Regions from separate parts of the Homo sapiens genome. Here region 2 is linked to region 1. Evidence: read pairs that join two places in POLR2A ChIA-PET (ENCODE). Cell type or tissue: HepG2. All regions are shown on one strand. Each heading gives the region's core, and the rest is flanking DNA. Links, peaks and the distances in the headings are about the cores only. Region 1 holds the start of UGT2B10 (UDP glucuronosyltransferase family 2 member B10). Region 2 holds the start of UGT2A3 (UDP glucuronosyltransferase family 2 member A3).

Region 1 (8,352 bases), core at 299-8,298:
TATCCCTTAACAGAAAGGAGTGGACCTCTTTTGCAGATTCGGAGTTCAGGGGAGTCTAGAAACTGAAGATTTTAACTGCAATGAATTATTTCTCAAATGTCTTATAATTTCACTCTATCTAAACTGAGACCCTGAATATGGTTAGTGATCAGACTAGGCTGGGAATTCAGCTAGAACTGAGCTGGGCTTATTTTTAAAATTCAGTCCTGGACTTAAGATTCAGATTCATTTGGTGGTGGGGACCGGGTGCTTCTACATGAAGTGAGAGTCTCTGTATATGCTGCAGTTAGGGAAGCAGGAGCTGAGGAGAGACAGAGTAATGTGATTTTAAGTTCAGCTCCCTATAAACACACACACCTGCAATGAAGAGTCCAGATGTCCCAATACCCAAAACGATACATGATTTCAAGATAATAACAGTTATGTTTTGATGTATTCACACAAGAAAGTGTCAAGGATAGTTTTCTTGGCATAAATAGAATAATCAGTTTTGTCCTGTTGTCTGACCACCCACAACTAGACACAGCTTAATTAACCTTTACAGAGATGAGACTCCTACATAAGAAAAACTTAAAACAAAGGTGTTGCATTCAACTCCTTGCCTTCTGAGGATGCCCTACTCTGTAATGTCATAGCTTTCAATGAATTGTCTTCTCATTGCACTCTGTGACTGACCTTGAATTCCTTACTGTGTGGAATCCAATAACCTTCTCTTGGTGTCTGAATCTAGACCCCTTTTTCTGGTAACACTTCCAAGGAGACTTCTGGCTTTCACCGTTTGCCTTAATTTGATGGTTATTGGTCCTCACTCTTCCATTATTTTCTCCCAAGCATTAATTCTGCAGAAAAAAACATTTGCCTCTATTGTGGTCATAATTTCTACTTTTCCCATATTGATAAATTTGTGATATATCCTAATAAGTAAAGCTTTCCCTTTCAAAATACTACCAGCATAATTTACCATTACTGAAAGTATGAAAAATTTAAATTATCACATTCCAGGGGCTATTTGTGTTCTCTGTACCAATAGTGATAGGATTCTCATTACAACTGGTAGTGTATGATCCAACTCTAAAATCTCATTTTGTTGTCTGTTCTTTTTTTCTGACCTCTCTTGGTACATATTATCAAATGTTGGGTGCTTCCAAGAAGTAGACTCTAAGCTGAATATTTTTTGAGGGAGATAATTAGGGAGATTTCTTGAAAATAACATCTGTGAAAAAGTAGGAAGCAAGATTGGACAGTGGAACAAAATAGTACATAATTCAGTGCAATAGTTTGAATGTCTGAGTGCCCCCAAAATTAATATGTTAAAATTCTTATAACCAAAATGATTGTATTAGCAGACAGAACCTTTTAGGAGGTGTTTATGTCATGAAGGCAGAGTCCTCTTTAATGGAATTAATTCTTTTGAAAAATATGCTCACAATAACTCATTCATCTATTTTCCCCATTAAGACATGGTGATGGGTTGCCATCTTGGAGGAATGCCCAATACCAGCATCTTGATGGTGAATCTTTCAGCCTCAAGAACTGTGACAAATAAATGTTTGTTGTCTGTAAGCTAGCCAATGTATGGTATTTTTCTATATAGCACCCTGAGCATGCTAAGACATGCAGTCTCAGCATAGGTTTCATCTCACCCACTGGAAATTCTGAAGCTAAGTTAGCCCTTCAGAGTTGGTCCAAGTTGAAATGAGGAGAATGGGCCTTTAGAGTCCTACATGTGACCAGGCATTGGATATTGGCTGTCTTGGAAAAGTCACTACATACTAGATAGCTTTCAGCAGAGATGTACTGAGAGAGAGAGCTTATAGGTGAGGTATGTCAGTTGTTCATCACTTCATCAGCTGGAAAGTAATTTCTATATTCCCAAAAGGGAAATCTGGGTGACACATAATGCCTGCACTCAAGGACATTGAAAATATTGAACAATATTGCCACTCTCCAGGCAATATTTGCTCAGAAACTGTGTTCAAATATCTTTTTAAGAAAGATTTACCTCATTTCAGATTAACAGATTATTAATAGAATAAAAACAAATATCTCTATTTTGTGACATGCATCTTTTCCTTCCTAATTCTACTTGATGTAAATTTCTATTTAGACTTTTTAAAAGTACAACTTGCCTGAATTACAAGGCAATCTGTGAAACAAGTTAAGTAGTAGGCATTTAGAAGATAAATATTTTCTAAGACTGAGAAATGTAAGCAATGTTGCAAATATTCAGAAAAGGATATTATTGTGATTTAGACAAAATATTTTCAAATGAAACAAAGTAACTGTAATTGTACTTAAAACATATCTGTTTGGATAAAAATAAAAGGAATTTCTACAGTCAGAAAAACAATGTCAAGGAACATGAAATGAAGCTAATATAATAAGTGTGAAACTACATAGAGAAAATGAAGATATTCTATTTGAGAATGTTTAGATAAATAAGAATAGATCACACCACTGCCTCATTGTTGACAGAATGATGCTTTCTTATACTAGAAACTCTTTATATACAATTAAATTATCTCTTGTTCTGGAGACAGCCACATTTACAATAAGCAAATAACAATAAATTTATTATTCACACATACAAACACAAAATCATTCATCCTTTTCTTTATTCTCTTGCTTTCCAAAAACTCTATTGTCAACACTTAAATCATTGTGACATTGATTGACATTGATATGTACCAAGTTAGAGAAAGTTAGAAAGAAAGATAGCATTTTAACAAGTTGTCTAAGAAATGGGCTTTTTTGTTTCTTATGCTGACAGTTGTATTCTAGCTCTGAGTCCTGTGAGAATGTGCTGGTGTGGCCAGTGAAATACAGTCTTTATATCAATTTAATAATGATACTTGATGAACTTGCTCAGAAACACCAAGAGGTAACTGTGCTTGTCACCTTCAGCTTCCATCCTCATTGATTCCAACAATTTGCTGTTAAATTTGAGGTTTATCCCACATCTTTTACTGAGAATGAACTTGATTTCATTTTTATGAAATTGATCAAGATATGGACATACAAGTTTCCAAAGAGTACATTTTGGCATATGATTCAAAGATACAAAAAACACATATTATGAATGTTCTGATACTGTTCAAAAGCTCTGTGAGTATGCTGTTTTGAACAAGAAACTTATAAGGAACAACAAGATTCCAGAATTTATGTCATTCTTGCAGATGTCATTTCTCATTAGTGAGCTGCTATCTGAACAGCTTAATCTGTTAAACATTTGTTATACATTTGGTCTACTATCATCCATTTACAACTGGCAGTATGTACCAAGAACTCTGTGGAGGACTTTCATTACCTCCTTCTGATGTAGCTGTTGTCATGTCAGAACTTAGTACCAAAATACATTTACAGAAAGATGAAAAATCTTTTGCATTTTCTTCATTTTAACTTTGCATTTGATAATTTTAACAAAAAGAAGTGTGATCAGTTTTACAGTGAAGTATTAGGTAAGTTAGTGGTTAATTTATTCCCTTTTCCCTCCAATATGTGGAAGGAAACTTTCCTTTCTTTGTGTCTGTTAGAGTGTGTTAATGAATTAAAATAGAAAATAACCTTTTTTGTTATTTGAAAGATGAGGTTTGGCAAGTTGGTGGAGACACTGAAACTCTCATACATTGTTGGTGAGAATAGAAAATTATTCACCCACTGTGAAAAAGTCTAGCAATTCCTCAAAAGTTTACACATATATTTACCACATAATTCAATAATTGCCTTTCTAGGCATATACCCAAGAAAAATAAAAACATGTCTACAGAAAGCATGTACATCAATGTTAATCAACGCTATTCATAATGGCCAAAAGTGGAAGAAAAACAATGTCCGTACACTGATAAATGAATGAATAAATAAATTGTGTTTATAAGTAGCATCTGATACTATTTGGCAATAAAAATGTGAACGCTATTTATAATGGCCAAAAGTGGAAGAAAATCAATGTCCATCCACTGAAAAATGAATAAATAATTTCTGCTTATAAGTAGCATCTGATAAAAAGCAATAAAAATGAAATCCTTATATACACTATTCTATGGATGGTCCTTTAAAAACATTAAACTAAATAAAAGTAGCCAGCCACAAAAGACCACATATTATATAGTTTCATTTATTTTTAAAAAGATCCTGAATAGGCATATTTGTAGAGGCAGAAATTAGATTACTGGTTGCCCAGTACAGTGTGGGTGCAGAAATTCAGGTGGGGAGATGACAGTTAATATACAGGATTTTTTTTTTTTTTAGATAAAACTGATTGCTATGTTGGATGCACAAGTCTGTGAATTTACTAGGAAATATTTAATTTTAAATAATCATTCATGAATCATATGGTATGTGAATTATACTTCAACAAAGTTTTACAAAATATTCCTTGAACCAAGATATTCAAAAATTCTATTTGCATTGTATAATTACTTCATCTCTCATTCTGTGTCAAGGGGCCTGCAGGACTCTCTCACTTGCCACTGTTCTTGACACTATTATAAAATACATTATATAAAACACGATATTTGCAAGGTCATTAAACTTAGGTGGATGACACCAAATATAAACATAAAAGAAACATCAAACATCCTTGAGTAAATATGAAGTAATCGAACTTTGTCTCCTTGCCATCCATGTACTCAGGATGCTCATATAATGTATTTACTTTGAATTGAAGGAGTTATGTTTTAACTTGATTGATTTATCTCTGTATATAAGTATGAGAAAGAAACAGTGACTGGAAAAGAATTATCACATTGCACAAGGATGGCTCTGAAATGGACTACAGTTCTGCTGATACAACTCAGTTTTTACTTTAGCTCTGGGAGTTGTGGAAAGGTGCTGGTATGGGCCGCAGAATACAGCCTTTGGATGAATATGAAGACAATCCTGAAAGAACTTGTTCAGAGAGGTCATGAGGTGACTGTACTGGCATCTTCAGCTTCCATTCTTTTTGATCCCAACGACTCATCCACTCTTAAACTTGAAGTTTATCCTACATCTTTAACTAAAACTGAATTTGAGAATATCATCATGCAATTGGTTAAGAGATTGTCAGAAATTCAAAAAGATACATTTTGGTTACCTTTTTCACAAGAACAAGAAATCCTGTGGGCAATTAATGACATAATTAGAAACTTCTGTAAAGATGTAGTTTCAAATAAGAAACTTATGAAAAAACTACAAGAGTCAAGATTTGACATCGTTTTTGCAGATGCTTATTTACCCTGTGGTGAGCTGCTGGCTGAGCTATTTAACATACCCTTTGTGTACAGTCACAGCTTCAGTCCTGGCTACTCATTTGAAAGGCACAGTGGAGGATTTATTTTCCCTCCTTCCTACGTACCTGTTGTTATGTCAAAATTAAGTGATCAAATGACTTTCATGGAGAGGGTAAAAAATATGCTCTATGTGCTTTATTTTGACTTTTGGTTCCAAATATTTAATATGAAGAAGTGGGATCAGTTTTACAGTGAAGTTTTAGGTAAGATTTTTTTCAATTAGTAACATGAAGCTCTAACTTATTTGTGTCTTTGAAGCACAACTTGCATAAAGCCATAAAGTCAGGGAAGTGGAGTTTTTGGTAAATGAATTTATGAAATGAAAATACAAGATGATCTACCAATCTCACAAATATTATAGAAAAGCTTAAATTATAGGGTCAGTGAAAACGCTGTGACCATCACTCATACAGAACACCCCAGGAAATCATAAACCTATATATTAGTACACCTAAGACTTTAAGCAATTATATATCTGTTTTACTATAGAATGTTTCAGATCTTAAAAACAGCAAGATCCGTCAAGTAACATCTAACCGAATGCATAGATTTAGAATGAGTAATTACACATTTTTCTACAACTATCTATATAACTGCAGAAATTTTTCCTTCTAAATCTCAGTTGTCTTATTTAGAAATTAAAAGATGTTCCCATGTTACCAGGAGGTTGTCTTCACAGTAGAGAGAGATAATGTCTATATCTCAGATGCAAAAATCAATAAGGGTAATTTGAAGTTTCAAATGTTTCTATACTCCTTCACTAAATAATTGGAAATCTTTTATTTAAAGTCCAATCATCTTGTTGAAGTGTGAAGGTTGTTATATCTATATAGTTTATTTGAAACTATGTCTCTTTATTTAAAAATACGAGACTGATTATGGTCGAGTACAGATCTCTATTTCAATAATTTCTCAAAAATTTCTAGCTATAATTTACAAATATTTTTACTTAATATTATTAAGATCTTAGCTTGGATCCAAATGAGTAGTTGGTACAATGATTTCAGCCATACTCACAAAATAGTCCACAGTTAACTTGAAGAACCAAAGATAAAAGGATTAGCTTAATGAGTTGTGTAAACTAGACTATTTGTTAGAAAATTGTTTCTATGGTTACTGTAGAATTAATTGATTATGGAGCTCAAAGATTTGTTTAAATATCTAGAGGCTACTATTGAAGCTTTAAAGAGAAAATAAATTGATGTTTAATTCTCTATGACTTATTTTAATAATTGTGAGTATACTGACATGACATTAGAGATGTAGCTTAACCTCATAATTCTCCCACTACTTTGCCTTTCTTATAAATAAACAAGGGCAAAATATAGAATACATAAAAAATAAATTATTCCTATATATGAATATATGTACATATTTTTCAAAGCACACAAACTTTACCAACATTTTTGCCTGCATTATTCTAACCCCTTTCAGAAAATTACATAAAGTAATTATCTTATGTCATCCACTTCTTCTTTTCTTTATTCCTATCAGGAAGACCCACTACATTATCTGAGACAATGAGGAAAGCTGACATATGGCTTATGCGAAACTCCTGGAATTTTAAATTTCCTCATCCATTCTTACCAAATGTTGATTTTGTTGGAGGACTCCACTGCAAACCTGCCAAACCCCTACCTAAGGTAAACATACTTTCGTTGGTTTTATTTTGTTGGCTTCAAATTTCAGTAGAAATGACTGTATAGTCTTCATTCAGAGTGTTTGACTAACACTGAAAAAGATGGGAAGTAGGTGGGGTAAAGCAGATACCAATTAGAAACTCATGTACATGTTAATACCATCACACGTATGTGAGTTTTATGCATGTTACAAATAGAGAGGAATACTAAAGAAACTTTGAAAATAGGGTTGGTTAAATTAAAGTCTTGATTATGCAACACCTAAGAAGGTATTGGTCATTCATTCAAAGAATATTTACAAAGAGATTATCACAAAACACAGGTAAGTGCACAATTTTCAGAGAAAAAAAATAGACACAGTTTCTGTCCCTACATACCTTACATTCTACTTTGAAATATAGAATATAAGTAAGTAATGAATATTATATAAAAACTATTATCTCAAGAAAAAAACCCAATGCTAAGAAAGCATCAGTGGAGATAATAGAAAGTATCCTGGAGTCACTGATGAGTACGATGAGAGCTGAACAATATGCAGGAATAGGGAAAAGAATGGTGGGGAGAGACAGACAAAAAGGGAAAGCAGATAAAGTGGTCAGGACAGTTCTCAAGTCCTCAGGTTTAGTTTGCAGGGAATGATTAAGAATCAGATGACCCTAAAAGGTAAATTAGAGCCAGATACGTATTAGGAGTTGAAATATTTATTAAGAACATTGAAAACATCCTAAAAAGAGTTCAGAAATAAGGATATATGAAATGATTCTTTTTATAAGAAAAGCCTCCAAGATATTCAATGGATTAAATTGCAGAAGGGCCAGACTGTAAAGACCGAAACATTCAGGAAATTTTCCATGGATTCAGGTAGCAGATGATGAAAAAGTGGACTACACTGTTGATAGAAATAATTATGCCTACATTTACAAAAATAGTGCCAACTTCATATTGTGTTGTGTGGAAAAAAATATTAACACAGACAAAACACTTAAAATGTCTCTGGCATATAGTCAGTGACTCAGAAATGTTATTAATTTTGCAATTATGGTTATTTTATTACTAATACTACTAACTACTTAACATGTGCATGTCACTTGAGATATCATTCCTCATTTAAGAGAACCAGATTATTCAGCACATCAAGGTTATATTGTCTTGGAATGTCATAGATGACAGATACCCTTGGACTTGATTAAAAGTAGACATATCAGTTGTGACAGCAAGATAAGCTAGTTGAAATTTTAAAATTCTTCCATAAGTAATAAGGATCTTCACCAGTATTCCAGCTTAAAACACTTCCTCAACAATATAAATGTGTGCCTCAAATATGTGCAGACAAACACAGGGTTCACATGATTTTAATAAAGCATTTAAATCATTCTGCATTGAGATCCCAGAATTTTACATTTTAGAGCATAAACATATCCTATTAGAGCAGATGATTTCTG
Region 2 (8,352 bases), core at 266-8,265, 130 kb after region 1:
ATTATTTCTATGAGCTCTACTTTGTCCTGATAACTATCGATATTTAGATTTCTGTCCACAGAGGTTGAAACCTTGTTTTTCTCAAATGGCTTTTATTAAACCTCACCTAACATTCTCACGAGCTCAAAGTGGATAGTCACAACACAGAATTCATCATATAAATCACAAACAAGATGACTTCTAAGCACTTATTTGAGTAAAAGTCATCACTATCATTAAACACTTAAACTTTCCATTTATTGAAATTTTCTTTTATTCTTTGTCTTCCTTCATCACTTATTTTCTCTCACTCACCAACTCCTGTGGAATATATCCAATATGTCTCATGAAAATATGCTTATTTCTGTACTATCATGACAAATATCCTTGTTCATAAGCCCAATTTGATTGTGAGAAAGGCTAGAGCATTCTTTTTAGTGATCTTCATGGCTCCAATTCCCTATTAATTCAATTTATTATCCAAACTATTGTAATACTAGTATTTTAAAATCTATTCTAATCATGACATTCTTCTGCCTACTTTCTCAATATAATACCGAAAAGACATATAATCACCTATAAGAGCCCCTGTGGCATGGAAAATAAATATGGAGCTGCAAACAGAAGACATTCAACATCATCCTTCTATAACTAAGGTTGTAATCTTTCAAGGGAAAACAAGTCATGTCATAAAGTACATAATATTCCTTAATACAATAGTCCTACCTTAGGCAAAGCTTTGGCAGGTTTACAGTGCAATCCTCCAACAAACTCAAAGTTAGGTTGGTATGGTTGAGGAAATTCAAAATCCCAATATGTTCGTATTAGCCATATCTCAGCTTTTCCCACAGTCTCACATAATGTAGTGGGCCTTCCTCAATAAAAGAAATAACAGAATGAATTAGCATACAATTCAAATAAAAAATTGTATCACTAATTTTTCAGTAAGCTATTAAGAAAAAAATAAGTTTAAGTCCTCTAGAACAACATGGCTTTTAGACGTCAAATGGAAGGGGGAATTAATGAAATAATAAAGAAGAAAAAAGAAAGAAAGGAAAAAAGAAGGAAGGACAGAGAAAGAAAGGAGGGAAGGAAGAAAGGAAGGAAGGAAGGATGGAGGGAGGGAAGGATGGAAAGAAGGAAGGAAGGAAGGAAAGAAGGAAGGAAGGAAGGAAGGAGCAAAGGACAGATGGTTATATTTAAGTGTATTTTCACAACTTAAAGACACAAATCCAAAATGCAAATGAATTTATTACTCATTTTTTCCTCTGCAAGTGAATTGCAGATGATAAATGAGTACCACAATATCTTCACTAAATAACATCTCTGTATTTTCTAATCTATAGTCAAGGGTATATCTTTCAATAATCCCACCAGGATCAGTTCCCTTTAACTTGCTGTATTGCATATCATTACTTTAATTAATAGGCTACTGTTTTATTAGGAGAAATTCCTTTACTGATTCTTACCCATGACAATATTCTTTTTGGGTTGTGAAGCACCTATGTACATGCTATGATAATCATACACTTACTTTAGTGTTTCTCTCAAATGATGTGTTTTGAAGGAAAACACATTTTCAAGATTTAATTTTAGGTTTTTAATCAGAAGAATGGCTAACTACAAATAACTAAGTAATTAGTATCTCTTTACAAAAACATATTTTGCAAGTGATAAAAAGATAAACTCCATAAGAGAATTTGTTTCTCTTTAAAATTCTAATCAAAGTTGGTGGTGTTATACACCATAGTGTGGAGAGCCTCTTTTTAAGGTCATCACATTTTAATGTTTGAAGTTTTTTCCTAGGTCATAAATCCAAACGCCTTGAATTTGATAGTGAATAAATTTTACTGAAGATACTCAGTTTGAAGTTATCAGAAATTAGAATAGAGCCTTCTCTCAGCTTCCAAGCAAATGCATTTATGTCTTATAAATTTGTTGTTTTCTGTGCCTCACATGCTGCCTGCATTACCAACTTGTAGGTGATTTTAATTACTATGATATTAGGACTCATTTAAGAAAGACTCAGTTTTAAACAATTGGAGTCATTCAATGTTTAAAGGATAAATACACAGTAACAAGGATAAAGATGATCAAAGGAAAGAAAATTAAATTTGCTTTTTATACTAATAAAATAATTTCACATCTTATTTGAAATGCCATACACACATATCTTGGAGATATTGCAAGATAAGTTGCAGTTCATCTCAATAAAAGGAATATGCCAATAAAGTGATTCACACAAATTTGGGTCCCAGGACATATAAAAGTTATGTTAACCATACCTTGTAGGCTATTAGCTGTGCAATATCATCACGTTTAAAAAGGAATGCACATACCTTAGTTAAAAGTATGGCTAAAAAGTGCTAATAATAAGCTGAGTCTTCAGCAAGTGAGGTTTTTTATTTTTATTTTTTCTGGTGTAGGGTCTTGCCTCAGTGCTGATTACTGTTGATTGATCAGGGCAGCTGGACAATTTTTAAAATTAGACAACAAAGATTGTTGCATGAATTGACTCATCTTTTCATGAAAGATTTCTCTGTAGCATATGATGATGTTTCACAGCAGTTTACCCATAGTAGAATTTCTTTCAAAATTTGAGTCCATTCTCTCAAACCTTGATGCTGCCTTATCTACTAATTTTGTGTAATATTCTAAGTCATTTGTAGCCATTTCAACAATGTTCATAGCATTTTCACTCGGAGAAGATTCCAACTCACAAAACCAATTTCTGTGTTCATCTATAAAAAGTAACTGTTTAAAAAGCACCTCCTCACCGGTTTTACAGGTTTTAGTTTTATCATGATATTATAGCAATTTAGACAAACCTTCAGGCCCACTTATAATTCTATTTCTTTTTTCATGACCACCCCATCCCCAGTTAATTCTTCACATGATGTCTTCAATCCCTCAAAATCATCCAGGAGAGTTAGAATCAAATTTTTTCCAAACTCTTGTTAATGTTAATATGTTGACTTCCTCTCATGAACCATGAATGTTCTTAATGGAATCTAGAATGAAAAATCCTTTTGAAAAGGTTTTCAATATACTTTCCCCATTAGTAAGAGCTATAGCCTTACAAAATATATTTCTTACATAAGACTTGAAAGTCAAGGCTATATGATCCATGGCATGTAAGATGGATGTAATAATAGCAAGCAGGCAAACATTAATATCTGTACATCTTAATCAGAGCCCTTTGTTGACCATGTGAATTGTCAATGAGCAGCAATATTTTGAAAGGAATCCTCTTTTTTGAGCAATAGGTCTCAACAGTGTGCTTAAAATATTCAATAAGCCATGTCATATACCAATGTGATATCATCCAGGCTTTGTTGTTCCATTGATATAACACAGGCAAAGTAGATTTAACATAATTATTAAGAGTCCTCTATAATTATTACAAAAAGTAAATGGGCATTGGCTTTACCTTTGTCATCAGCTGCATTAGCCACTACAAGAGATTCAGCCTGTTTTTTGTAGCTTCAAAGACAAGCATTGACTTCTCTTCTCTAGCTATGAAAGTTTTAAATGGCATCTTCTTCCAACAGAAGGCTGTTAGGTCTACATTGAAAATCATTTGTTTACTGTAGCCACATTTACTGAGTATATTAGCTAAGTCTTCTGCATGACTTCCTATTGCTTCACATTGAACTTTTGCATCATGTAGGCAGTTTATTCCTGTAAACCTCATTAGTCAACCTCTACTAGCTTCAGTCTTTTTTTCTGCATCTTCCTCTCCTCTCTGAGGCTTCATGCAATTGAATAGTTAACGCTTTACTATGTATTAGTTTTTAGCTAATGCCAAAACCTAAGGTGATGTTGTGGTTGGTTTAATTTTTTTTCTTTTCTTTTTTTTCTTTTTTTTTTTTTTTTTTTTGGTAGTGGTTTTGCTCTATCACCTAGGTTGGAGTGCAGTGGAGCAATCATAGCTCACTGCAGCCTTGGACTTCAAACTTCTGGGCTCAAGCCGTTCTCCCACCTGAGCCTCCCAAGTTACTGGGATTACAGATATGAATCACTGCAGCTAGCTAGCTAATTTGATTTTCTCTCCAGACAACTAAAATTTTCTCCATATCAGCACTGATAATGGTTATTTGTTCTTATCATTTGTATGTACACTGGAGTAGCACTTTTAATTTCCTCCAAAAACTTTTCCTTTGCACTCACATCTTGTTTAACTGTTTGGTGCAATGGTGTAGTTTTTGGCCTGTCCCAGGCTTTTTTTGTTGCTACAAAGGAACAACTGAGGCTGTCTAATTTGTAAAAGAAAAAGGTTTTTATTTGGCTCACAATTCTTCATGGTATACAAGAGGCATGGCACCAACATCTGTGTCTGGTGAAGACCTCTGGTTTCCTCCACTCATTGAAGAAGATGTTGGGAGCCAGCAAGTGCAGGGATCAGATAATGAGAGATATGCAAGAGAAAGAAGGTGGATGTTCCTGGCTCTTTTTAATAATTATCTCTCCTGGGACCTAATAGAGTGAGAACGAACTCACCCATTTCCCCAGGGAGAGCATTAATGTACTCATAAGGAATCTACCCTCATGACCCTAACACTTCCCATCAAGCCCCACCTCCAATATTGGTGATCAAATTTCAACACAGGATTTTGTAGGGTCAAGCAAACCATATCTAAACTATAGTACTCATTAAACTTATTCCTTTATATTTTTGGTTTAAATTGAGAGACCTGCTACTTTTCTTTTCACTGGAACATTTAGAAGTCATTGTATGTTATATTACTGTGTCTCAGGGAATAGGGAGGCCTAAGAAGAAGTGGGATGGGGAAACGAATCAGCGGAGCAGTTAGTACATGCACAACATTTATAATTAAGTTTGCTGTCTTATATTGTAACACATCAAGGTGCCCCCAAGCTAATAAACGTGTAACCATCAAGGAACACTGATCCCAGATCACCGTAACAGATATAACAATGAAAAATTTGAAAAAGCATGATAAATGCCAATATGTGATAGAGTCAAAAGTACACACTTGCTGTTGGAAATATTACGCCAAATTGATTAGCTTGACTCAAGGTTTTCAAAAACCTTTAATTTGTAAATTGCAATTTTTGTGAAGGACAATAAAGCAATGTATAATAAAATGAAATACACCTGTGCGTAAGCACTTATGGAAATAAATCCTTGAATTGAAATTGACTGATATCCCTTTTCCTATAGTTGTTTGAATATATACTCTTGATTTAGACTCACAATAGATAATTCTATAAAATATATAATAATCAATAATTTAGTAAGTTGGAGCTACATAATAAATATAGTTATTAAATGAATTTCTTATATATCAAGCTGCTCCATGATTTTTAAAGAATTGTTGGGGAATTTCTGAATGCATGGCCAGAACCCACTTTTGTTTATTGGAAAATGCTCTTTCACCCCTTTGATAACACTTTTGTTTTATTTTAAATTTCAATCTTGTCAGGGGGCTTTTACTATAATCCTATTTTACCAAAATTTGCCAGTGACCTCTATATAGCTGTACCCCTTTAAATTAATATCTGAATGTAGACTTGAGGCCAAGAGATTTGTATTGTTTACCTAGATCCATAAAGCCTGGTAGGCTATCTGCAGCTAGGCACAGCTTACTGAATGGAAAATTATTTAAAGCAAATCAATACATGTAAATTCAAATCATGTCTAAGGCTAAGGACATTTGAACTGGGATCCTCTGAATATTAGTTCTGTGAAACAGTCTATGCATAAGAATTCGTTGGAATACATTAAACAATATTTTAGTGTCGAATATAATTGTACCTTTTTTCATGTTTCTACATAATTCTCAAACATATTTGGATAAAAACATGTCTTGCATTGACCAGCTCTGATCACAACTATATGAAAATTGCAAAGCAAAACAACTTTTTATCAGTAAAGCAAGGAAATAAAAATAAGTCAAGTAGGTGTATATCAGTAAAGTAAAAATTCTACTATCTTATGCCCCACAAGACCGTAAGTCTTTTAACTTTTTATAATATTTTTTCAAGTTTTTGTGAAGTAATCACCTAAGAAATTAAAGAATTCTAGAAAATGTTCAATTTAATGACTCTTGAAAAATTAATTCAAAGAAGACCTTCTGAAGATTTTCTTAAATACATGATGAGAGAGAAAATAATGATTAGCATTTTATTTCAATAGAAATTCTATAAAATTCAGACTAACAATCAGTGATTCTCAAAAATATGTGATGTTGATTTGCGCTATTTGGAGGAAATACAAAATATAATCTCTTAGTTATTGATGATCATTTTTAAGTATATTACTGGTATTAAGAAAGTAGGTTATCTTACGCTTAGAACAAATACACTTTCTTTATGAAAAACAGCTACAACATTTTCTAAAAAAACTCATTGACCTGCATATATATGTCATAGACAATGTATGACAATTTTTAAAAATATTTCTTTTGATAACTAAATTAAAAATAAAACAAAAGTGTCTTACCTAATGCCTTACTATAAAACTCTTCCCAAAAATGATAGTCGTAATCCTGAATCCAGAAGTGGAACAAAACTGAAAGCATTGAATTTTTTACTCTTTCCAGAAAGGTCATTCTGTCTGTTAGTCCTGTCATAGGCACAGGTACATAGGAAAGTGGAGCTGGAAGTTTCCCACAGCTTCGCTCCATATTGCCTCCTACAGAAATTCTAAGTGTGAGCACAAAAGGGACTGCAAGCAACTCAGCCATCAGGTCTCCACAGGGAATCACAGGGTCTATAAGCATTACATCGTAGTTGGTTTCCTGTAGCTTCTTCATAAGCGTCTGATTGTAGATAAAGCTCTCACACATCATTTTTAAAGTTCCTCTTATTTCAACAAAAAAATCATTTAATTTTATAACTGATTGCCAGGTTGATAAGCCTGGCAAGACATTCAGAGCTAGGTCAACAAATATTTCATTTTCTTCTGTTCTGTCCTGTGGCATATGGACCACCTCAAATTTCAATGCAGAAGGCTTCCTGTAGTCAATTAACGAAGGCTTTGAGTGAGTCAATACTGTTACCTCATGGCCTCTCACTATGAGCTCTTCTAGAATGACCTTGACATTAAGCCAATGGCTCATGTCACAGGGCCACACCAGGACTTTCCCACAGAATCCACAGCCAACACAGAAGAGCTGCAGGAGCAGAAATACCAAAGCTGACTTGTCAGACCTCATGATGGCAGTTCCCTCACACACTGATCTGCAATGGTTTTGTAGTTACTAAGCAAGGAGTTGAAATGACAATATAAGCACAGAAGTTAAAAATTAATATTTTAAGAGTAAAGTTCACTGGTGGTTGCCAGTTTAACATGTACTGAAGGTATCAAAAAAATGCAATGTATCAGGGAAAAGTTGTTCCAACCCTCTAGAACTTAGAAATAAAATACATAAATATACTTTTATTACCTGGATTGATGATAAAGAAAAAAATTTTTCAAGTCTTTAGATTTAATAATTCATGTGCAGAAACATGCACACAATCACACTTACATTCATTCCACACTAAGTCCAAGGCATCAGATGGTTTAGGACAGCACATGTTTCACATCCCTTGCTCACAAGGACAATACAAAGGTTTACTGAGAATATACTTAGAGAGTTTGGGTAACTATTTTGACTAATTTTATATAATAAGTACAAAGTGTTCAGTATTTCAGAGGGGAAAATGCACAATTGCTTTAATATGAAATAATAAAAGCTTTAATAAGGCATTTGACTTAGGAGGTGAGATGAAAGCTTTGATAGGATTTACTGTTGCCAAAGGAAGCATTTCACAATCGATAGAAGCATACAAAAGTATAGGATATTTGAAAATCATTCCAGTGAGTAGTGGTCACAGAGAAAGTTCAGAGCAGGACGTTACAGAAGAAAGTTAGTTTGAAATTGGAGAACATAATTTTAAATAAAAAATTATGAGTTTGAATCATAATTTATAGGCAAATAATTATTTACTCAAGTTTTAAAGGATAGTCACAAGATCAACCTTTTCTTTAGCAAGAAACTCTTGCATCTCAACACAGAGTGGTATGTAAAGGTAAGAGTTTAAAACAGGGAAAACGATAAAAATTATATATTAGTTACTGAGACATGTCAACCTAATAGAATGAAACATAAATTGTTAATAGTTAAATGCAAGAAATTAATTTAAAATTTGAATTTACTGATAATATCTGAGATAGGAAAAAATGTGTAGGAGAAAAGACATGGTTGTGGTTTCTGTCTTAATAAGCAGAAGTTTGATAATGACATTAGGTAAAATATTATGCACAAAACTTAGAGCAGTTTTCAGAATCAATATCATCTAACTGGGTTATTTTTCCTGTAGTTACTGTTCAAATTTTCAACAACTGTATGTAGATGTGAACAA

The links. Peaks named below come from ENCODE experiments on the same cell type or tissue, not always from the same donor. Only the 100,000 strongest peaks of a DNase experiment are listed, where the experiment ranks them.
Region 2: POLR2A ChIA-PET joins it to region 1 with 13 read pairs; 2 of 35 experiments call an interaction of 5 or more read pairs at or near these places.

The regions. Positions count from the first base shown.
Region 1 is chr4:68,811,265-68,819,616 of GRCh38, forward strand. UGT2B10 (UDP glucuronosyltransferase family 2 member B10) reads left to right here and starts at 4,730. Exons shown (of 6, transcript NM_001075.6): 1 at 4,730-5,473; 2 at 6,765-6,913. The coding sequence starts at 4,756. It also overlaps the pseudogene LOC100422189. In HepG2, for the core only: no CTCF peak of the experiment used is centred there; DNase peaks (open chromatin) are centred at 4,516, 4,797, 6,337, 6,887 and 1 weaker place; H3K4me3 peaks cover 2,074 bases.
Region 2 is chr4:68,944,601-68,952,952 of GRCh38, forward strand. UGT2A3 (UDP glucuronosyltransferase family 2 member A3) reads right to left here and starts at 7,204. Exons shown (of 6, transcript NM_024743.4): 1 at 6,446-7,204; 2 at 706-854. The coding sequence starts at 7,160. In HepG2, for the core only: no CTCF peak of the experiment used is centred there; DNase peaks (open chromatin) are centred at 3,621, 3,931, 6,681, 7,091 and 1 weaker place; H3K4me3 peaks cover 5,353 bases.